Linked DNA regions of Homo sapiens: regions 1 and 3 are each linked to region 2. The links are chromatin loops, found by intact Hi-C in ENCODE. Cell type or tissue: psoas muscle. All regions are shown on one strand. Region 1 has its middle 8.6 kb from the start of GTF3C6. Region 2 overlaps CDK19 (cyclin dependent kinase 19). Region 3 overlaps LOC105377940 (a long non-coding RNA gene).

Region 1 (8,000 bases), 270 kb before region 2:
TAGCATATAATGAACAATGAGGATGACCAGAGGTCACTCTCGTCACCATCTTGGTTTTGGTGGGTTTTGGCCAGCTTCTTTACTTCATCTTGTTTTATCCACAAGGTCTTTATGACCTGTATCTCGTGCTGACCTCCTATCTCATCCTGTGACTTAGAATGCCTAACCTCATGGGAATGCAGCCCAGTAGGTCTCAGTCTTATTTTACCCAGCCCCTATTAAAGATGGAGTTGCTCTAGTTCAAACGCCTCTGACATATTCCCCCACCCTTTTACAAGGGAACCCTTAATCCTAAGGGTTGTAGAGGGATGAAGATCCATTTTCTGTCACTTTTTCAGGATGAATAGGGGCAATTATATTCCTGCCTAACTATGAGGGGCTCTTGTATTCAGAGTAGAGAGGAGCTTAGTCAGAAAGCATCAGTATGGTGAGGGCCACTCATAACTCTTGAGTTCTGACAAAAGGTGATATAGTTTCCAAATTCTAGAGAAAACAGGTAGAGAGAGACTAATATGCTCCAAAGTTTGTTCACAGGAATATACTTTACTCAATTTTTAAAAGCTATAAATAGCTCAAAGGAAAAGTTTTCTTGATTCCAAAGTCAGCCAATTGTGGTGCTTCGGTCTATTTCCTTTGGGTTGGGAGTCTCCTCAGTTTAGTTGCTTCATGGTTTGCCAGGAAGATGTTACTGGAAAGGGGTCCTGATCCAGACCCCAAGAGAGGGTTGTTGGACCTCACACAAGAAAGAAGTTGGGGAGAGTCCATTGAGAAAAGTGAAAGCAAGTTTATTAAGAAAGTAAAGGAATAAAGAAGGGCTACTCCATAGGCAGAGCAGCCAGGAGTTTCTTTTTGGGTGATGAAAATGTTCTGAAATTAATGGCAATGGTTGCACAGTTCTGTTAATGTACCAAAAAAAAAAAAAAAAACCAACTGTATATTTTTAAAGGGTGATTTTTATGGTATATGAATTATATCTTGATAAAGCTGTTTTTTTCCTTTTGTTTTTTGTTTAAAAAAAGAATAGAAACACTTTTAAACTGAACAGAGCAGAGGAAATTTGCTTGGGGCGATCAAGGAAAAATCTTTGAAAGCTAGATAAGGGCTAGAACCATGGTGGCTGCATAGAAATATAATTTGGCTCTGGATCCAAAAAAGATGGCTTAAGGACCCATGGCTGAGAGGAAGAAAAGTTGGAAAGGGTCAAGTGTTATTAGTTTGCTTTAACTGAACCCACTTTAAGCCTTGTCTACTGAAACTAAGGCTGCTGAGGCAGAAATAATTTGAAAAACATTTATTGGAAGCCAAATGTGAGGATTGAACTGGGAAGACACACCAACCAGAGTTAGGAGTGTTCTGGAGTCTGTTACAAGTTACTGGAACAGGCTTTTAAAAGGACGGCCTTTTTTAGGAGAAGGGAGGAGAAGGAGAGGGAGGGAAGGAGAAGGGAGGAGTACTCCTTATACCAAAGTTATTGGAGCGTACAGACAGTACAGAAGTTACAGTCATTGGCTACAGATTGCAACATGCAGGATAAAATGTCTGTGTGCAAGACAATCAGTAAAACTTCATGATCAGAAGTCAGTGTCCTTTCCATTGTCAGTAAGTTATGCATTAATCAGTATGTCAACAATTTGAAGAGCGCACAGATTCTTTACTCAGGGATAGGATGTTGCCATGAGTCACAAGACCTCCCCAAGGCAAGTTAATTTGGAAGCCAGTTTACTTTAAAAGTAAACTACCAAGTGTGACATATAGGTTATCAGCCTCATGATAGTCTCAAAAGATAACTATTATCAAGAATGACATTTAATGAATTATCAAGATTATTTAACAATTAACTAGCAGGGCACAACGACTCAGCCATGCTGGGGTAGGGTCCTGGGAAAGTTGGATCATGGGGAGGCCTGGAGTGAGCTAAAGGCTTGCGGTGGTTGCTTGTTACTGGCTGATACGGGAAAAATGTCTCTAATTTAACAACTGGTATGTTTTTAATCAGTGCATACAAGCTAAATATCAGCCCTCATTAGTCTAACTTCCATTTTACACTTTGGGAAACTGACACTTAGAAAATTAGGAAACTTGGCCGGGAGCGATGGCTCACACTTGTAATTCCAGCACTTTGGGAGGCCGAGGCGGGTGGATCACAAGGTCAAGAGATCGAGACCTTCCTGGCCAACATGGTGAAACCCCATCTCTACTAAAAATACAAAAATTAGGCTGGGCACGGTGGCTCACGCCTGTAATCCCAGCACTTTGGGAGGCTGAGGCGGGCAGATCATGAGGTCAGGAGATCAAGACCATCCTGGCTAACATGGTGAAACCCTGTCTCTACTAAAAATATAAAAAATTAGCCGGGCATGGTGGTGGATGCCTGTAGTCCCAGCTGAGGCAGGAGAATGGCATGAACCCGGGAGGCGGAGCTTGTAGTGAGCCGAGATCGTGCCACTGCACTCCAGCCTGGGTGACAGAGCAAGACTCCATCTCAAAAAAAAAAAAAAAAAAAAGCAAAAATTAGCTGGGCGTTGTGGCATGCGCCTGTAGTCCCAGCCGGGAGGCTGAGGCAGGAGAATCACTTGAACCCAGGAGGCGGAGGTTGCAGTGAGCCAAGATCATGCCACTGCAGTCCAGCCTGGCGACAGAGCGAGATTCCGTCTCAAAAAAGAAAGAAAGAAAATTAGGAAACTTATCTGACTTACTACACTCTATTGTCTTTTCTGGGAAAGCAGGTAGAGATGCCAACCTCTGCATCAGGCTAGTTAAGAGTCAACAGAATGAGATTGAGCATCCAGCCTTAATAGAGTTGAAGAGGAGTTAAAGAGCTAGGGAGCTGCACACCTGATTAAACTGGGTCAGCCACATCATTCTATGGTAAGACTTTAATGACATTAGGATCAATAACCCTTGTTCTGTAAACACATCTATTGCTATGTTCTTCATCTCTTTCTGCTTTGTTTTTCACTGTATTTCCTGGGGTGTGAACTGCAACCACAAACTTTGATATTTAAGAAAAACCGTGTTTCCTTATTTTCCTTAAATTAAGCTTGACTCTGAGCCCCTGTCACATCAAGCTGGCAGGAAAATTTAATCTCAATTTCCTCTCCTTTACACTCCCAGATCAGGCATAGTATTTGAAGAGGCCTCTCCAGTCTTTAATCCATATTGGTTACTACTGAGATTCCCATGGTTCTTGAAGCCACACAGACCCTTCAATTTCAGGCACTATGTTTCAGTAAAGCATGGGAATCCCTGCTGTTTGGAAACCCTGAAGTTTAGAGCAGGCCTTTCTGAGGCTAGCCTCTTAGGTCTTGGCACTACTTCAGGACACTGCTGGGAGAGAAGAGACACACCAGTCCTTTCCCAGCCTAAGGAAATCTCCATCTCCTCCTGTAGTTTTTATTTTTTGTTTTAGATACAGGGTCTTGCTCTGTTGCCCAGGCTGTAGTGCAGTGGGGTGATCACAGCTCACTGGAACTCCTGGGCTCAAGCAATCCTTCTGTCTCAGGCTCCTTAGTAGCTGGGACTACAGGCATGCATCACCATGCCTGGCTAATTCTTCAGTTTTTTTTTTTTAATATTTATTTATTTATTTATTTATTTAGAGACAGAGTCTTGCTCTGTTACCCAGGCTGGAGTGCAATGGCACAATCTCAACTCACTGCAACCTCTGCCTCCTGGGTTCAAGTGATTCTCCTACCTCAGCCCCCCAAGTAGCTGGGATTACAGGCATCAGCCAATAGGCCTGGCTAATTTTTTGTATTTTTAGTGGAGATGGCGTTTCACCATGTTGTCCAGGCTGGTCTCGAACGCCTGACCTCAAGTGATCCACCTGCCTCAGCCTCCCAAAGTGCTGGTATTATAGGCATGAACCACCACACCCAGCCAGCTTTCCATTCTTTTAAACATCACAGATAAAGAAATACAAACTGCCTACCTGCCTGCTTGGAAGGGATAAAGGGGGAGAATGTAGGGTATTAGTGTCTCCATAAATTACCCTGCCATATCAGTAAAAGCCTTTGAATCGCTTCAACCAGGGAGTTGGAGGTGGCAGTGAGCTGAGATTGTACCACTGCACTCCAGCCTGGCGACAAAGTGAGATTCCGTCTCAAAAAAAAAAAAAAAGAATCATGAAAAATTTCAGAAATATGATTTCTGAAAAATCAAGTGTTGTGCTCTATATTTAAAAGCCTGCCACTAGGAGGAGACAAATGAATTAAAAATTGTTTAACCTGTTCTTTTAGAACACATTTTCTTTTTTTTATTTGTTTTTGAATTTTTTTTTTTTTAGAGACAGGAGGTCGCTTTGTCCCCCAGGCTAGAGTGCAGAAACGCTATCATAATTCACTGCAGCCTTGATATCCAGGGCTTAAGCGATCTTCCCACCTCAGCCTCCACAGTATCTGGGACTACAGGCTCATGCCACCATGCCCGGCTAATTTAAAAAATTTTTTTGTAGAGATGGAGTCTCACTATGCTGCCCAAGCTGGTCTTGAGCTCCTGAGATCCAGCAATCCTCCTGCCTCAGCCTCCCAAAGCACTGGGATTACAACTGTGTGCCACCTCACTTTGTCTTAAAAATCAACATTTTACACTTACGTAGTAGTTTATATTCCATTTAAGGACAATACGAGCTTTTAAAAATGTATCTTATTCTGTTTTAGATTGAAAACTAAATGTTAATCGACTGGTTCTCAAACTTCAGCTGTATCAGAATCAGCTGGAGGGCTAATTAAAATGCAGACTGCTCAAGCCCCACCCCCAGAGTTTCTGATTCAGCAGGTTTGATATAGGAGAGGACAGAAAATATGCCTTTTTTTTTTTTTTTTTTGAGACAGGGTCTCACTCTGTCACCCAGGCTGGAGTGCAGTGGTGCGATCTCTACTCACTGCAACCTCCATTCCCTGGGTTCAAGTGATCCTCCCACCTCAGCCTCCTGAGTAGCCATGCATCACCATGCCTGGCTATTTTTTTTGTATTTTTAGTAGAGACATGTTGCCCAGGCTTGTCTCCTGAGCCCAAGCAATCCGCCGGCGTCAACCTCCCAAAGTGCTGGGATTACAGGCGTGAGCCACTGCGCTCGGCCGAACATACGCCTTTCTAACAAGGTCTCAGGTGATTCTGATGCCCTGGTCTAAGGAACACGCTTTGAGAACCACTGTGCTAGATGACAGTAGACGTCAACACCACCTGCCAACAATCAGATTCAATTAAATATTGAGAACACACTAAGTAAAGTATTCCAGTTTGCTAGAAAGTAATGTAGTGTTAGAAATAAGACTGGAATTACCGTCTTTGAAGGCCTTGAATTCAAAAGAAAGCACTTGGCTGGCGTGGTGGTTCACGTCTGTAATCCCAGCACTTTGGGAGGTTGTGGCAGCGGATCACCTGAGGTCAGGAGTTCTAGACCAGCCTTGACCAACATGGTGAAACCCTGTCTCTACTAAAAATACAAAATTAGCTGGGCGGGGTGGTGCATACCTGTAATCCCAGCTATTTGGGAAGCTGAGGCAGGAGAATCGCTTGAATCTGGGAGGCGGAGGTTGCAGTGAGTGCAGGTTTTGTTTTTTTTTTTTCTTTTTTTTTCTGAGACAGAGTTTTGCTCTGTCACCCAGGCTGGAGTGCAATGGCATGATCTCAGCTCACTGCAACCTCCTCCCCCTCCCAGGTTCAAGCAATTCTCCTGCCTCAGCCTCCCGAGTAGCTGGGAGTACAGGCCCTGCCACCATGCCCGGCTAATCTTTGTATTTTTAGTAGAGATGGGGTTTCACCATGTTGGCCAGGCTGGTCTTGAACTCCTGACCTCAAGTGATCCACCCGCCTCAGTCTCCCAAAGTGCTGGGATAACAGGTATGAGCCACTGCACCCATCCCATTCCTTTTATGTTAAAGCAAAAATAGATGGAGAAGATTGCAAAATCTGCATAACTTTTTTTTTTTTTTCTTTCTTGAGACAGTGTCTCACTCTGTCACCCAGGCTGGAGGGCAGTGGCACTATCTCGGCTCACTACAACCTCTGCCTCCCGGGTTCAAGTGATTCTCCTGCCTCAGCCTATCGAGTAGCTGGGACTACAGGCGCCCACCACACCCAGCTATTTTTAGTGGAGATGGGGTTTCACCATGTTGGCCAGGCTGGTCTCGAACTCCTGACCTCAGGTTATCCACTCACCTCAGCCTCCTAAAGTGCTGGGATTATAGGCATGAGCCACTGCACCTGGCCAAATATAATTTTTTTTTAAAGTTCCAGTTCCAGAGTCATCTTTATTTAAAAAAAAAAAAAAAGTTGAAGCTTTTCCTAAAGCATGGTCCTAAGGTTCAGATAGGTGGGTTCTTTAAGGGAAGGGGTAGGAGGTCGTGGTAGAAAGGAAATATAAGGCTGGGCTTGGTGGCCCACGCCTGTAATCACAGCCCTTTGGGAGGCCAAAGTGGAAGAATCACTTGAGCCCAGGAGTTCAAAACCAGCCTGGGTAGCATAGTCCCGATCTCTACAAAAAATTAAAAAAATAGCTGGATGTGGTGGCACACACCTGTGGTCCCATCTACTTGGAAGGGTGAAGCAGGAGGATCATTAAAGCCTGGGACATTGAGGCTGCAGTGAGCTGTGATGGCACCCACGCACTCCAGCCTAGGTGACAGAGCAAGACCCTGTCTCCAAAAAAAGAGAAAAAAGAAAAAAATATATATCAATATGGAAAAACAAATTTGGACATTTAAATATTGACTTAAGGCCGAGTGCGGTGGCTCACGCCTGTAATCCCAGCACTTTGGGAGGCCCAGGCAGACAGATCATCTGAGGTCAGGAGTTCAAGACCAGGCTGGCCAACATGGCGAAACCCTGTCTCTACTAAAAATACAAAAATTAGCTGGGTGTGGTGGCGAGTACCTGTAATCCCAGCTACTTGGGAGGCTGAGGCAGGCGAATGGCTTGAACCTGGGAGGCAGAGTTTGCAGTGAGCCGAGATTTGCGCCTCTGCACTCCAGCATGGGCAACAGAGCAAGACTCTAAATACATGAACAAATAAATAAAAGTAAATAAATATTATTGACCTAAAAGCAAAAGTTTAGAGGTGTTCCAAAATTTAACTTAATGTGATAACCAAAGGTGGCCGATCGATGGCCTTGAGGGAAACCATAAGCATTTGAGGACTGTCAGTGGAAGGGTAATTTGGCAGCTGTGGGTCTAGGGCAGCTTGACTCAGGAAACTTTTCTGTGGTCCAGGTACGGGGAGATGAGACCCTGGATGAGGGCAGTGACTGAGGAAGATAAAGGGAAAGATCAGAGACATTCCACTTATAAATCATAAGACTTGGGTGACTGCCTAAATGAGGAGGAAAAAAATCTCCAGTTATGAGCCTGAGAGTCAGTTCAGAAATATGGTACTGGCAACATGAGGTAGCTTGCCCCAGTTGCTCTGTCCAAACAGATAAAAGGATGATTAACCAGACCAGTGGTTCTCAAGTGTGGTCCCCAGATCAGTGTAGTCAGCATTACCTGGGATTTTGTTAGAAATGCAAATTCGCAGGCTATACCCCAGATGACTAAATCAGAAATGCTGGGAAGGGGTCCTACAACTTGTGATTTAAGCTCTCCAGATGATTCTGATGCATATTATTATTATTACTTTGAGTCAGGGTCTTGCTCTGACACCAAGGCTGGTGTGCAGTGGTGTGATCACAGCTTACTGCAGCCTTGACCTCCTGTGTTCAAGTGATCCTTCCACCTCAGCCTCTTGAGTAGCTGGAACTACAGGCACACATCACCATGCCCAGCTAGTTTTTGCATTTTTAGTAGAGATGGGTTTCGCCATGTTGGCCAGGTTCTGATGCACATTTAATTTTGAAAACTGAACTAAGCCAGTCAAATTTTTTTCTTTTTTCTTTTTTTTTTTAGATGGAGTCTCTCTCACTCTGTCATCCAGGCTGGAGTACAGTGGTATGATCTTGGCTCACTGCAACCTCCACCTCCCAGATTCAAGTGATTCTTCTGCCTCAGCCTCTCGAGTAGTT
Region 2 (8,000 bases):
AAACTATGTATTTTAGAAGTGTAAGTTATAAAGATATGGGTTAGGTATAAAACCAAATAGCCCAAGTTTGCACTGACATAAAACTAAGGTTTACTATGGCCACATAGGATAAAATTACACTTTATTATGCTTAATTAATCAAATGTCAATTTCAGATTATTTTTCAAACCTATGATTATTTCCTTGAGAAATCTAATTTTTTTGAATATTTTTGTAGGTGCTTGATAATGGCAGTTTTGAAAATAATATTTTCTCAATATGGAATAAATTTCATTTAACCAACGTGTTTGAAAACCAGTTCATGTACTGTTACTTTCATTTACTCATCTAAAATTTGTTGAGTCTCTACTTTGTTAGGTCCTGTGCTAGATGATTTTATTAATATTCATATGGAAAGATAAGAGATACACCCTATCATGTAGTGATGGAAATCTGCCATAGCAAATTTAGAATAAAGTAGGGATTTTATCTGATGTTTGCACCCAGAAGATGAATAGTTAAGGAGTTCTTTTAGCGTCTGTGTATTCATGATATAATGAAAATAACTGCCAGCACTCATTTCTGCTGATTAATGCTCAAATTCTCAATTTCCTCTTCTTTCCAATAAGGCACACTTCCTAAGGAGCATCTTTTCTGACTTTCGTGACTAGGTTAGGTTTCCTACATATGCACTCTGTATTTTTCCTTAATAGCCTCACCATAACTGTAATTTAAAAATTGTCCATTTTGTCTCCTCTTCAGTTCCTTTTAGGCTGTAAAGTCCCCAAGGCTCTCAGTGCCTCAAATATGCTTGGCACTCAAATGTTTTCTAATGGTAGATTTTTAGACTTTTTTTTCCCATTGCTATCTGCTGGGTATTTTCCATCATGCTTCTGCCTCATTCCCATGTCCCAGGGCAAGGCTTCATGGGACGTAATGGGCAGAATTCTGTGCAGTGACGACTTAGAAGCCAATTCATGATGATTGCATATGGAGCATCCTGAAGGTAAAGGCCATACATACGCCAATTATGATACTCCCTTTTGCAGGGGAAAGCCCACTTGTCCTTAACTTGATCTTAGTCACCTGCCATATTTTTGGTTAAAATCTTTACAGTATAGTTTTAGCTTGAGCCTCAGGTCCTCCAAAATAAATTATTTACAGGAAAAATAGTTTTAGCCTTTGGGGTGAATAGCTTTGAATGGTCTATTTAGGAGTTTTAACTTTGAAGCCATCTAAAATTTCGAAGTAGGAGAGTTAACAATTTATCAGACTTTTTATCTTAGGAAGATATTCTGATGTCAATACATAGAGTATATTAGAAGAGATAGGAGATGGATTATCACTTAGCCAACATTTGTTGAAAATCTACATGTGTTTGGCTTGTGCAAGACAATGGAAATGTATAGATGGAAGACACAGTCCCTGCATCTTACAATCAGTTAGGGGGAGACAATTATACTATGTCATAACTTTATTTAATTAGCAGTGTGTTAAGGGTAATTCAGTATGGATGGGAACATAGAAGAGACACTTCAGAAGAAGAGTTTCAGGGAAGGCCTCTTAGAAGAAGTGATAAATGAGTTCTTTCTAAAAAGTAAGTAGGCATTTATCAGGCAAAGAAGATAGGAAATATGTTTCTGTACCTTTCTAGGCAGAGAGAAGAGCACCTGTGTATATACTAGTTAAGGGTTTATTTTAATTATTAAGGTGAGAATTAATGAATGATATTTAAGAAGCAGAGTATGTAGCACTTGGTGAGTGAACACTGGTTATAAGGTTTTCTTTTCTTTTTTTTTGAGACAGAGTTTCGCTGTGTCGCCCAGGCTGGAATGCAGTGGCACAATCTTGGCTCACTGCAACCTCTGCCTCCTAGGTTCAAGAGATTCTCCTGCCTCAGCCTCTTGGGTAGCTGGGACTACAGGCACAAGCCACCATGCCTGGTAATTTTTGTATTTTTAGTAGAGATGGGGTTTCGCCATGTTGGCCAGCCTGGTCTCTAACTCCTGACCTCAGGTGATCCACCTGCCTCAGCCTCCCAAAGTGCTGGGATTACAGGTGTGAGCCACTGTGCCTGGCTGATGATAAGGTTTTCAGCCTGCCTTGATGATTGGGAAATGTTGGCATCATTGCAGGTATAGTAAACACACTAGGAGGTAAAGTTGGGCAAGTGATACTCAGTTTTGGATCTGTGGATTTTGAGTTACAGTGGGATATTCTCTTGGTTGTATTGTATGATGCATCTTGGGAAATTGATGTCAGTTTAGGAGTGACATTAGGGCTAGAGATTGAGATTTGGGATTCTCCATAGAAGGAGCAGCTAAAGCTCAGGTCCATGGGTAAGATGTTAAGAAAAACTGTGGAATGGAGAAGGACAAGAAAACTAGGGACAGAATTTGGAGAATAAGTCGATACTTTTTTCTTTTAAGCCAGAATCTAAATAAGGAATTTTAGGTTAGTTTCACCCACGTCCCCCACCCCTTATTCCCCACCCCCCACCCCACCATTCTATTTCAAGGAGAGAAAAGGATAAATAAGAAGGACATAAACATTTGTTAGTAGTTGATTATCGAAATCCCAAGGGACTGAAAGACTGCCTAGGGTCTTATAGCAATGCAAAATCAACAACAACAACAAAAATAAATAAAGAAGACTACATAGAGTCAAATGCAAATTTCATTTTGTTTAACTGTCAAGGTAGGAAGGTTTTTGACAAGGAGGGTTGCAAGCAAAAGTTTACTTAATGAATCAGTAAATGAGTTAGAATACCCCTCAGAATTCCAGGTAATTAAGATTTTACTTTGTAAACTCTTTGTTTTAGTTTGTATCTGTTTCATTTTTCATATTTAAATTGTGTATATTCAGAGTGCCCTTGATTTATAAGAAGTATATCCAATTTTCTCATGGGATATGTTAATAAAAGATTAAGGCTGGGCATGGTGGCTCATGCCTGTATTCTCGGCACTTTGGGAGGCTGAGGCAGGTGGATCACCTGAGGTCAGGAATTTGAGACTAGCCTGGCCAAGGTGAAACCCCATCTCCACTAAAAAAAAAAAAAATACAAAAAATGAGCTAGACATGGTGGCATGTGTCTGTGATCCCAGCTACTCGGGAGGCTGAGGCAGGAGAATCACTTCAACCCGGGAAGTGGAGGTTGCAGTGAGCTGAGATCACGCCACTGTACTCCAGCCTGGCAACAGAGTGAGACTCTGTCTCCAAAAAAAAAAAAAAAAAAGATTAAATACTTATACTAAAAAAGAATAGGTATGCTCTCATAGTCAAGGAGATGTGAATTTCTTATTTATCGCAAAGCTTACTTGGTTTCAGATATCTCTCTTAGACCAAGTACATGCAGAATTTAAAAGTCAGAGAGAAAATGAAACCAGATTGTTGAAAAATGGGAAAGGAAATAACTTTCATATAGCCATTTTATTATTATAGAAACTACTAAGTGGGTGTTTCATGGACTTTGGCAAGGAAATGCTGTGGCATTTTCCAACTCAGCCTCACTCTCTAAGTATCTCTGATGTCAAAGCTAACCGGAGTGGTTAGCATTGAAATTTTCACTTAAGTACAACAATGACAACAGCCACTGTTTATCAAGAACAATGCCAGGCATTCTACCTGGATTATCCGATTTACTCTTCATAACATTCTTGCAAATAGTGGTGGTTAAAAATGATAATAAAAGCTATAATTTGTCAAATGCTTAATTCGTTCCAAGCATCGTGCTATGTACTTTTTTTTTTTTTTTTTTTTTTTGGAGACAGTCTTGCTCTGTTGCCCAGGCTGGAGTGCAGTGGCACCATCTTGACTCACTGCAACCTCCGCCTCCTGGGTTCAAGTGATTCTCCTGCCTCAGCCTCCCGAGTAGCTGGGACTACAGGCGCCCACCACCATGCCTGGCTAATTTTTGTATTTTTAGTAGAGATTGGGTTTCACCATATTGGCCAGGCTGGTCTCGAACTCCTGACCTCAGGTGATCCACCTGCCTTGGCCTCCCAGAGTGCCAGGATTAGAGGTGTGAGCCACCGTGCCTGGCCCACTGTGCTGTGTATTTAATCTATTTATATTAATTTATTCTTTGTGGAAACTGTTTATGTTTGTAAGTAGACATCTTATTCTTCTATGAGATTCAGAAGAGTTAAGCAACTTGCCTTATGTCTTAACTGCTGCTAGTAAGACAGGATTCAAACTCAGCCTCTGATTCTAAAACCTATATTTTTTGCATTTTACTTACTGCCTCACTGTCATTTCAACTGGGTGGCAAAGGGGAACATTGACCTCCCTGGAGCTTATGACTGGTAACCAGGAAGTGTCACTGAAGTAAAATGAAGCAGAAGATTTAGGGCCACCTTGAACCAGAGCTGTGTTAGTCTGTACAGACCCCTTTTCAGAGTATGAGTGCCACCTGCTGGAAGGTTATGATGAATCTCATGTGTTTATAAAGAGCAGCTTCCAAAAGGCCTGTCGTAGGTGTGAAAGTGTCAACTTTCAAATACTAATTCTTAATTTACAGTTTTAGGAGTATTGGAACATTTTGGAATTAGGCAAATCTCCTATTTGCCATAAAACACCCTACTTCATTTACCTTCAGTTCTTTGGGAAGGGGAAAGAGGTGTTAAGACATTTTAAAAAATGATACTCAGTGCTTTCTAAAATAAAGTCGGTGATACTGTTCTCACTGAGGGGAAAGATTGATGGTCAAATGAATCACACTGTTACTTAAAAGAGATCAAAAAAGAATAGAAAATTGGATTTACTTTGAGATAAGTGAGTAATTGAAGTATAAGAGGATCTTTCCATTCAGAATGCCCTTGAAAAAGGAGTCAGGGACCCATGAGGGCATCATAGACTTGGAGAACAGAAAGTGAAAAGGGAAGAAAGATGTATACATAAAAATACGAATGGATTCTGGAATTTTTAGTCTAGTACAGACTCTCTAAATTGAGTCAGGATCTAGAGAAAGTTTAGAATTCTAACTGTAGATTATTTTACATTTAGGACAGTGAAAAGTGGACACTTTAAAAATAGCTACTTACATGCTTTGAAAGGAGCTCAGATAAAATATTGGCATGTTCATTGAACATTCTTCATTAGGCTCCAGTGGGATCATGTTACTATGCTGTGAGTATCTGGCATGGAAGATGTTATCATATAATATGAGACACAGGAAAATAATGGTCTACTTAATTGCTGTTTAAGTATGATTACACGTATTTGTAGTTGTATGATGTCATGTTGAACAAACATTTGTTAGACAAGAGATTAAAGTCCGTTGGTAAAATCTGATTTTGCCAAGAGATGGGGAAAGTACAAGTATGGCCATCTCCTTTCACTGTGTCCCTTCTCAGATAACCATGTAAAAAGAAGCTGAGATAGTATGATAGTGTCTTATTTTGGTAGGTGGATTTCTGGAAAGTTCTGTCTTCTGGTGTGTGTATGTATTTGTTTTTAAATTATAAGAGTAATGCTCATTGAAGAAAACTTGTAAAATAGAAAAAATAGAAATATAAATTATGCATAATCTCACACCCAGAAATAACTATTGTTAATGTTTTGGCATATTTCTGTTTGTTTTTTGTTTTTTTGAGACAGAGTCTCACTCTGGTGCCCAGGCTGAAGTGCAGTGGTGCGATCTTGGCTCACTGCAACCTCTGTCTCCCGGGTTCAAGCGATTGTCCTGCCTTAGTCTCTCGAGTAGCTGGGACTACAGGCATGCGGTACCACGCTCGGCTGATTTTTGTATTTTTAGTAGAGACGGGGTTTCATCGTGTTGGCCAGGCCAGTCGTGAACTCCTGATCTCAAGACATCAAGTGATCTGCCTGCTTCGGCCTCCCAGACTGCTGGCATTACAGGTGTGAGCCACCACGCCCAGCCCATTTTCTGTTATTTATATCTCTTTATATTTTATTTTATTTTATTTATTTATTTATTTTGAGACAGAGTCTCACTCTGTTGCCCAGGCTGGAGTGCAGTGGGACGATCTCTGCTCACTGCAACTTCTGCTTCCCAGGTTCAAGTGATTCTCCTGCCTCAGCCTCCTGAGTAGCTGGGATTACAGGCATATACCACCACACGTGGCTAATTTTTGTATTTTTAGTAGGGACGGGGTTTTGCCATGTTGTCCAGGCTGGCCTCGAACTCCTGGCTTCAAGTGATCTGTCCACCTCGGCCTCCCAAAGTGCTGGGATAACAGGTGTGAGCCACTGCACCCAGCCTGTGGTCCTTTTACATTATATCACAACGTTATAGTCTTTCCTCGAGTAATTAAAATATTTTAGTATATATATTTGAGGCTACAATATGTGGCTATTTACCATAATTTACTTATCAGTTTTCTTATTATTGAACATTTAGGTTGTTTACTGTTGTTGTTCATTTGTTTCTTTCAGTAAACAACAGTAGGAAAGTTAACTTCTTTGTTTTTTTCAGTAAACAGAGGTAGTGAATACACTCTTGTGTGATGTTTATCTAGAGCCTAGCATTTTCTTAGTAAACTGGCCTTGGACATAACTACTAATAAGGTTAATATCTGCTTCACTTGTGTTCCCCTGTGTCCCCTGTTCCTTTGTGTTATTTTCTTTAGGATTTTGTAGCACTTATTGTGCTCACAGCCCTTTCAGGAAATACCCTCATAGCACTCCTTTGCTCTTCGAATTATACACCAGGTTAAAGATCCCATCCTGAGATATTCAGAGCTGTGTTGCTGCTCTTTACCTCAAGCCAGCACTCTTATTCTTCTGGTAGAGTAGGTGCTAATTTAAAGAAGTCTTCCTTTTTAAGCCTAAAGTAAATGGAGCTTGTGGAGGCTTAGCGTCCCTGGAATAATTATTTTAGATATTGTCTATTCAATTTGTTGAAAACAAAATCATTTAAAACACCTTTTGAAAAAGAATAACTTATGAAAGGGTAGCAAAGTTTTATTAGGTTACAGGCCATTACTGGTTATTTTGTGAGTAAGAACCGGTTGAGTAGATTTAATTTATTTGACAAATATTTATTGAATGCTTATTATGTGCTAGGTACCATTTTATGCATTGGAGATATAAAGTCAACAAATACCTTTGCCTTCATGGAGCTTATATGTTAGTGGAGAGAGACAGACAATAAATAACATATAAACAGTTTCATGTCCATTTAATAGCTTCATGTCAGACAATAAACAGCTTCTTGTCAGTTTAAGTGACATATTTCTGTACAATGAGTATTAAATGATTGTTTTCAAAAAAGGTAAAATTATGACTGTTATACAGGTATAAGATGAACACATTTTAATGATTTTATTTAACTTTCTTTTTTTAAAAAAATTTTTTATGTTTTTAGAGACAGTTTTGCTCTTGTTGCTCAGGCTGGAGTGCAATGGTGTGATCTTGGCTCACTGCAACCTCCGCCTCCCAGGTTCAAGGGATTCTCCTGCCTCGGCCTCCTGAGTAGCTAGGATTATAGGCACCCACCACCACGCCTGGCTAATTTTTGTATTTTAGTAGAGATGGTGTTTCACCATGTTGGCCAGTCTGGTCTCAAACTCCTGACCTCAGGTGATCTGCCCTCTTTGGCCTCCCCAAGTGCTGGGATTACAGGCATGAGCCACTGTACCTGGACTTTTTTTTTTTTTTAGAGACAGGGTCTCACTCTGTCACCCAGGCTGGAGGGCAGTGGTACGATCATAACTCACTGCAGCCTTGAACTCGTGGGCTCAAGCAGTCCTCGTACCTCAGCCTCCCTAGTAGCTGGGACTACAGGCCTGCACCACCATGCCTGGATAATTTAATTTAATTTATTTTTTTGTAGAGATAGGGCTCTTGCTGTGTGACCAGACTAGTCTCAAACTCCTGGCCTTGAGTGGTCCTCCTGCCTTGGCCTCCCAAAGTGCTGGAATTACAAGTGTGAGCCACTACATCCAGCTTATTTAACTTTTTGAATGAAGGAACCAAGCTGGTATTATAGCCCATTCAAAGGAGAAACTTTAAAACAGGTACGTGTACAGATCAGGAATATTGAAATGGATATGCAAATT
Region 3 (8,000 bases), 150 kb after region 2:
GCACTCTAAGTTTATGAGTTGACTTTAGCTTACGTAAGCAGTTTGATAGCCCTATAGTCCCCAAGTAGCCACTGGTCACATAGTCCTTGCATTTGTCATCAGGCAAGGCAATATAATATTCCATTTTCTTCACGTGCTCAAATTTGCTAAGCTAGTTCCTGATTGTGGGATACATGGGTTGGTTCATGCTTTTCCATATTACAAAAAGCACAGATCAAAATATTTTTGTTCAAGTTGCATCAACCCCACCTAATTTTTTCTCTTGTTTCTTCCTTTCTCGATTCTCTAACAGTTGGGCTCACATATTTTCCCACCGATAGACAAGAGATTACCAGAAAAGGGGTGAGGAATCCAGAGAGAATGTCTGCATAAGAAGGAGGGTGGAGATTTCTTACTGAACTAAAGGCTTCAAGAATTGGCAAATACCTGCTCAGTAAGTATCTCCTGCCAGGAAAAGAACCAGTCTCAGAGGTGGAGGCAGAGGGGAATCATTGGTTGGAGAGGAGGAATTTAGACTTGGGAAGCAAGGTCGTTCTAGAGATCAAGACTGTCTTTTCTTCAGTCTCTCATAGTGTAACCTGTGACTAATGCATTAGTCATACTGAGCACGTGGAAACTACACAATATACACTAGAAAAACATTTTAGTTCTCAAGAATAGCCTCAAAATCAGACAATGCCTGAAGTAATTGAGAGTGGGAAGCACATTGTGCAAGTGATTACTGCTCTCTGACATTTTAAACCACCAATAACTCAATTGTTTCCTGAATTCCCAGAGAGTCAGAGAACATGAAAAAACCTTCTTTGTCACTCAGTGGAGTAAATGTTAATCTCATACTTAAATCTTTTTCTTTTTCACATAAAAGTGTTCCTGGTATAAAGCCCAGAAAGAAGCTTAAGCATAGCACCCCCTGTATTGTTCATTTTCTTGTTCATACATAATGTTTACCTGGAAATTCTTTATTTCACACTTATTCTTAAAAGTAATTTTGCTGAGTCTCCAAACAACTGTTTTCAAAATTTTCTTCCATTTTTCTGACTTGGAATCACTAGAAATTAAAACTGTGCTTTTCTTAAAGCTCTATAAACTGAAGCTAGCAACTTAAACTTCGGGAGAAACAATAGCAACATATGTAATTAATATATATATATATACAACTTTTGTGCCTGCCTGATGATGTATGGACTTCTCAGAAAGTTCACTTGAACACCCGATTCGAGCCACAATCCAGAAAAATCTGTCAGGTTGCTACTGCAACCTGAAGATGCTTGAGAGACTCTAGAAAAACTAGTCTATCAACTGCTCCAGGACATTCACCTTTGCTTTCCTTCTGTTTCTGTAGAAATGCCTCCTATTAAAGATCTGTTTGCCTGCATCATATATAGTGGCCCACCCTGTCTGCAATGCCACCTCCTAGAATGAGACACAGCTGTTTAACTGATCTATTCTCAGGACTAAGAGACTGACTAAAGAAGATACGAGGATGATATATTTAAATTTGCTCTTTTCTGTTCCTTCCAATTTGTCTTTCCATTTCTTTGTCTATCTCTAACAAGCTCTAAAACAAATTTCTCCAAAGCTATCTGCTTGTCTTTTAATATGTGAATTTTTTTAAGTTTCAAAGTGATGACTGAAATATTTCACCCCAAAATATGGCTCCCTGGTATAGTGAGTATGTTGAATTCAACACCCTTAGAGATCAACAAGCACTAGAAGAGGCTTTTCCCACCTACATAAAGATAGGAATGATCCACCGAGGAGAACAATTGCTCTTGTTCTCCTCCGTTATCTCATTATCCATTACAGGAAAGAAGACCAAGAATGTAACCACACCTGAACGGAACCTTTTTGAGATAATGACTGTCTCTAAGGATCATTTACATTCCAAGAACTACTTACAAGTTAATTTCTGCTCCCTGATCCAACCATTTTCCCTGGTGATCATTTATTGCCCCTCAATACAATTATTCTCCTCCCCATTCCCATAACCCATTCTATCCGGATTCAAGCCCCCATTCTTTCTGTAACCTCAAGATAGCAGGTAAGCTGCTGTACCACATTGAGAAGTTGGGTCTTCATTCTGAAGGTTCCCATGTGTACACACTAAATAAGTTTGTATACCTTTTCCCCTATTTATTATTATTATTTTTGAGACGGAGACTCCCTCTGTAGCCTAGGCTGGAGTGCAATGGCGTGATCTTGGCTCAGTGCAACCTCCACCTCCCAGGTTCAAGCGATTCTCCTGCCTCAGCCTCCTGAGTAGCTGGGATTACAGGTGCCCACCACACCTGGTGAATTTGTATATTTTTAGTAGAGATGGTGTTTCACCAAGTTGGCCAGGCTGGTATCGAACTCCTTACCTCAAATGATCCACCTGCCTCAGACTCCCATAGTGCTGGGATTACAGGCGAGCACCACCGTGCCTGGCCATCTATTCCCCTATTTTTTTTTTAAAGTAGTTTTGCTGCACATGCAATTCTCATTTATTTTCGCTTATCACTTTGAAGATATTGTTCCACAATTGTCTAGTTTCTGTTGCTGTATAAAGGTATGTTGCTAATAATTTTTGTAGATGATCTGTCATTTTTCTGCTTTAAGATCTTTCTGAGTTTAGCATTCTGCAATTTTATTACTATCTTTTGCAGACTGGGTGTGGATTTTAAAAGCTTTATCTTGCATGGTATATGGTGTGCATCTGTAACTGCCCAGTAAGTTCTTCTTGCCTGCTGCCCAGATAGAGCCAATTTATCAAGACAGGAGAACTGCAATGGAGAAAGAGTTTAATTCGTGCAGAGTTGGCTGAATGGAAGAGTTTAATACACATAGAGCAGGCTAAATGGAAGACTGAAGCTTTATTATTACTCACATTAGCCTCCCTGAAACACAGTCTTGCAGGCAGGGGGCTAGGGAATGGGGAGTGCTGATTGGTTGGGTTGAGGATGAAATCACAGGGAGTCCAGGCTGTCCTCTTGCTCTGAGTCAGCTCCTGGATGGTGGCCACAAGACCAGAGGAGCCAGTTTACTGGTCTGGGTGGCGCCACTGGATCCATCAGAGTGCAGAGTCTGAAAAATATTCCAAACACCAATCTTAGATGTTATTCACAAAAGCAATTAGAAGGTTAGGAATCTGGTGCCCTCTGGCTGTATAACTCCTAAGCCATAATTTCTAATCTTGTGGTTAATCTGTTAGTTTTACAGAGGCAGTTTGGTCCCCACACAAGGAGGAGGTTTGTTTCAGGGAGGGGCTGTTATCGTCTTTGTTTCAAACTATAAACTAAATTCCTCCCAAAGTTAGTTCAGCCTATGCCCAGGAAGGAAGAGGGGCAGGTTGGAGGTTAAACGCAGGATGGAGTCAGTTAGGTCAGATCTCTTTCACTGTCATAACTTTCTCACTGTTGTAATTTTTGCAAGGGTAGTTTAACTTTCTATATCTGGGAACTCATCTCTTATCAGTTCTGGAAATTCTCTTTTATTATCTTTTTTAATATTGGTTTTTCATCTATTTTCTCTAGTCTTTTCTGCCACTCCTATTATATTAAATCTTATTCTATCCTCTATGTCTTGACCCCTCTTTGATGTTCTATCTTCCTGTCTCTTTGTGTTATATTCCAGGTAATTTCTTCAGATATATTAGTTAAATAATTCTCTTTTCAGTTGTTTCTTATATACTGTTTAATTTGGTCATTGAGTTTTTAATGTCAACAACTATATTTTTCATTTATAAATGTTTTACTTGGCTCTTTTTCAAATCTGCCTGGTCATATTTCATAGTATCTGGGTTACTTCCATACATTTATGATCTCATCTTGGATTTCTTTAAATATTTCCTATACAACACTTGGTATGCATGATTTTGCATTTAAAATGCACTATTTTGCATTTAATAATTCTAATACCAAAGTCTTGGGAGTGTAAATTTATTGTTTATTATTTTTGCTTTCTTTTCCATATGCTGGCTTATTCTCTTGCTGTTTGGTGGTGGTCTTTGATCCTGAACACATTGTGCTTGATCACTGGGAGTCTTGGGGTCCTAAGTTGAAGTTATGTACTCCAGAAGAGGTTGTCACTTGCTTCTTCCATGGCCCAGAGGACTGGTTGAGCCTCCTTCAGGGGTCATGGTTTACAGTGGGAGACCTGAAGTTGACTTTTGCACCTTGTAATGGGCTTGGGGCTTAGTGTCAGATTTTGTCCCACACTTACCTTTTAGCTCTTTCCTGGATTTCAGCTCACTGCCATTGTTTCTTTGCTTGGAGAGTTTGTTTGCCATTGCTGCAAGCCCAGCTGCGCATTAAAAAACATGTTGTATCCAGAATGTAGTAGAATTATAGCAGGAGGCCTTCAAAGGATCAGTTTTGTCAGAATAGTGAGAATGGATGGTGTGTGTTCGTAATGTTCAAGGCATATGAACACAACTGCAAGAATTAGACAGGCACAAGTAGGTGTAGCCCACACTTCAAAATTTTAGAAACAATAAGACATAGACATAGGAAAGAACTAGAGCACATTTCAAAGCTCTATCTCTCTTTCTCTGTCTGCATCTGTCTATCTATGTCTATATCTACAGCTGTATCATCTAAATGTCCTCACATGTAATACAAAGGTAGAGATGGGTGAAGAACTGATACCCAGAGTAAGTGTAGGATTTCCTTTAAGGGCCTGAAGCTGGTACTCAGGGTGGAGGAAACAGCATGAACAGAGGCACTAGGAGGGAATAAGTATGGGATCATCTCTGTGTCTCTGTTTATAACAAGGGCCTTGCCTCACTGTTATCCTTCTGGCTTCATAATTGCAGAATTTAGCTAGTAATTTTGTATACAAATATCCCTTTTGAGAGTCCCCTATAATTTCCTTATTTACAATATGGATGCCCATTAAAGTCCTCATAGTCTTATCAGGTGGCTTTTACATGTGGACAATGTAAGGACTGTATTATTTACTCCTTTGATGATCATGGTAGCTAGGGTGCTGAAATCAATCAAGCAACAGCATCTCAGAGAGATGCACCTTGTTTCCTACTTTTGCATGCAAAGTTGCTGTTTTTTCCTTTCATTGTCCACTTATTGAGGTGGGGTTTGAGAGTTCTGGTTTCTGTCTTTTAACACTAAAATCACCGCTGACTTGTCCATCAAGTCAGCAAAGTCTTTCCTTGGTACAGCAAAGTCTGTCTGGCTCAACCTCCATCTGGGCCTGTGGCATTCTACTGAACTTTGTAGTTTTCTCTATTCTTCAAAACAAAACTATCTGAAACAGGGTCTACTTCTGGGTTGTAAATTAGTTGTAGAAAATCTGGGCTCTGAACAAAAACCACATTTGAAAGCACATGTCTTCTCTTTTATTGGCTTTTGCTCTAAAAAGCAAAGGCTGAAAAACAGCTGTTAGCTGTTTATAGAGTATTTTTTATTTAAGTGTTAGACAATAGCTGTTTTCTTCTCCACTTACAATGGCACATTTTTTCTCAGGCCAGTTAAGTCCTCTCTCGGTGTGGCCCTGGGTATTTGTATGCACCTCCTCCCTTTCCCTAGGTTTCTCAGGAGACTAAGGGTTGTTGTTTTTTTCTTCCTTTCTTCAGTTTCTGGTTTTTGGTTTTGAATTCAGACTTTGGTCTCTCAGAATAGATGGCTGAATTTAGTCCCAGGCCAGAATCCTTCTGGGCCAACTCTACACAGGTATTCACAGAAGACACTCTAGAGGAAGCTTCTATAGGTGCAAAGTGTTGATGGTTTGTGGCTAGATGGCATGGGCAGAATTAGATATAGACGTAGTTATTGCTCTCTATTCTCGAGCCCTGAACATCGTTGGTTTGCTTTCCTCTATTAGGAATTCAGAAGATAGTGCTTTCCAATCCCCTCATCCTGGAACGTGCTCTGAGGACACTGCCATTGCTCATTATCCTCATGGTCCCAAGCAAGCAAGATCAGCAGGGCTCAGGGACATATTGCACATGAGTGAAAACACTCCCTAGCCTGCAAAAGGAACCAGCCAAAATGTTTTTCAGCACTCTTGTGCTGTGTGCTGCCATAGCAATTCCTACTATATAAGACAATGGTAACACCATCAAGTTACATGTTATACCAGGTTTTCCTGGGATTTTATTTGCCTGCAGTCTGCCTCCTTTTAATCAATTTCTGTTCTTTCAGATCATCAACTTGTATTGATTTACATATGGGGGAATAGTCTAACCTGTGATTTCTGGAAAAGACAGCTTCTTATACCTCACTAAGAAGACACAGGGGCTGGTTATATCTCCCTGAGATCTTAGACATTCAAATCCTGCCTAACGAACATGAGCCCCTTCATTTACCCATCCATCACACCATGGGCTGGGCCACCTCTAAACCAGTTTCTAGGACTTGGGAATTTTTTTTGTTTTTTTAGACAAGGACTCACTCTGCCATCCAGGCTGAAGTGCAGTGTCACAATCACAGCTCACAGCTCACTGCAGCCTCTAGCTCCCCAGGCTCAGGTGACCCTCCCACATCAGCTTCCCAAGTAGCTCAGGTGACAGGAATGCACCACCACACCCAGGTAATTTTTGTATTTTTAGTAGAGATGGGGTTTCGCCATGTTGCCCAAGCTTGTCTCAAACTCCTGGGTTCAAGCGATCCTCCCACCTCAGCCTCCAAAAGTGCTGGGATTACAGGCGTGAGCCACCACACCTGATGAACTTGGGAATTCTTACAAGGTGACACCAGGGAAGCACTGCAAGCTTGTTAGAAACTGCCTTTGCAAAACTTATAATGGTGAGAAAATTATGACAGTGAAAGAGATCTGACCTGACCAACTTCGTCTTGCCTTTAACCTCCAAACTGCCCTGGTCATTCCTGGGCATGGGCCAAGCTAACTTTGGGAGAATTTTAGTTTATAGTTTAAATGATAATAACTCTTCCCAAAATGAAACTGCCTTTATAAAACTAATAAAAGTTCACAAGTTTAGGATTATGAGAGGGATTTGAATTCTGCTAAGATGTAGGCATAAAGGATTATCAGCCATCATTCCAGAGGTCACCAGATTTGTAACTTCCCCAATTACTCCTATAAATAACCTCACTATTGTAGCCCTTTTGAGATGTTTTTCCAGACTTTTGTATTTCTGATGACTGGATGACTCCACCTGGACCCGAGACTCATGACTCACCCAGTCCTGTGGCCCCACCCAGAAGTGGACTCAGAGCAAGAGGACCATTTTCCACACCCCAATGAGTGCATCCCCAACCAATCAGCAGCACCTGTTCCCTAGCCCCCTGACCACCAAACTCTCCTTGAGAAACCGTAGCCTCCAAATTTTCTGGGAGGCTGATTTGAGTAATAATAAAACTTTGGTCTCCTATGTAGCTGGCTCTATGTGTATTAAACTCTTCCTCTATTGCAATTCCCCTGCCTTGGTAAGTCGGCTTTATCTGGGCAGTGGGCAAGAAGAATTCACTGGGTGTTACATGTTGAAATAAATATATACCTGGATAACAGACAAGCTTTGTACCCTTCACAGAGACTCTAGGAATTTGCAAATCTATAGTGACAATGCCACCTCCAATCCCCCAACAACCCTCCCCAAAGTACTCCTCCGTCTTATTCTGCATCACACATAACTAAACACATTTTGCTCTTATTTAATAAGGGAAAAACACATTGTGATTGTTGCTTTTAGAATAGTTGGTCCAAATTAGATAATTAGAAAAATAGTTCCCATAGATGTAACTCAAAACAGTAGGTTTGTATGACACTATTTCAAAAACAAGTTTTGTGGTTAAAATAATACCTCCCTTTGGGAGATAAGAGTTTTGGCATATTAAAGGCTCCAAGAAGTCCTGTGACAAAGACATTTTGTGGAACTCTGTTTTCACAGGACATCTATTAACCTCTCTCAGTACAGTCATGAGGAAAACATGTCCTGAAATCTGTCTTGAAGTTCAAATTTTCAGCATCCTCAGGCATATTCACCCACCGGGAATCCTGGTTTCAGCTGCCCCATCCTGCTGCTGCCCTCTCTCCACTGATCCTCA

What was found. Hi-C counts contacts between places; a loop is a spot of excess contacts. Peaks named below come from ENCODE experiments on the same cell type or tissue, not always from the same donor. Only the 100,000 strongest peaks of a DNase experiment are listed, where the experiment ranks them.
Region 1: a loop joins it to region 2, with 8 times the contacts of the local background. A loop is called at or near these places in 102 of 110 quality-filtered maps.
Region 3: a loop joins it to region 2, with 2.2 times the contacts of the local background. A loop is called at or near these places in 60 of 110 quality-filtered maps.

The regions. Positions count from the first base shown.
Region 1 is chr6:110,946,081-110,954,080 of GRCh38, reverse strand. No RefSeq gene overlaps it. Among named protein-coding and RNA genes, the nearest start is that of GTF3C6, 8.6 kb to the left of the region's middle. RefSeq lists a silencer at 3,861-4,155. In psoas muscle, a CTCF peak has its summit at 4,187 (motif pointing right); no DNase peak of the experiment used is centred here.
Region 2 is chr6:110,678,916-110,686,915 of GRCh38, reverse strand. The region is part of intron 2 of CDK19 (cyclin dependent kinase 19); the gene reads left to right. Among named protein-coding and RNA genes, the nearest start is that of CDK19, 130 kb to the left of the region's middle. In psoas muscle, a CTCF peak has its summit at 4,398 (motif pointing left); no DNase peak of the experiment used is centred here; H3K27ac peaks cover 907 bases.
Region 3 is chr6:110,530,009-110,538,008 of GRCh38, reverse strand. LOC105377940 (a long non-coding RNA gene) reads left to right here. Exons shown (of 7, transcript XR_007059703.1): 6 at 293-433; 7 at 7,067-7,327. Among named protein-coding and RNA genes, the nearest start is that of SLC22A16, 57 kb to the right of the region's middle. In psoas muscle, no CTCF peak of the experiment used is centred here; no DNase peak of the experiment used is centred here.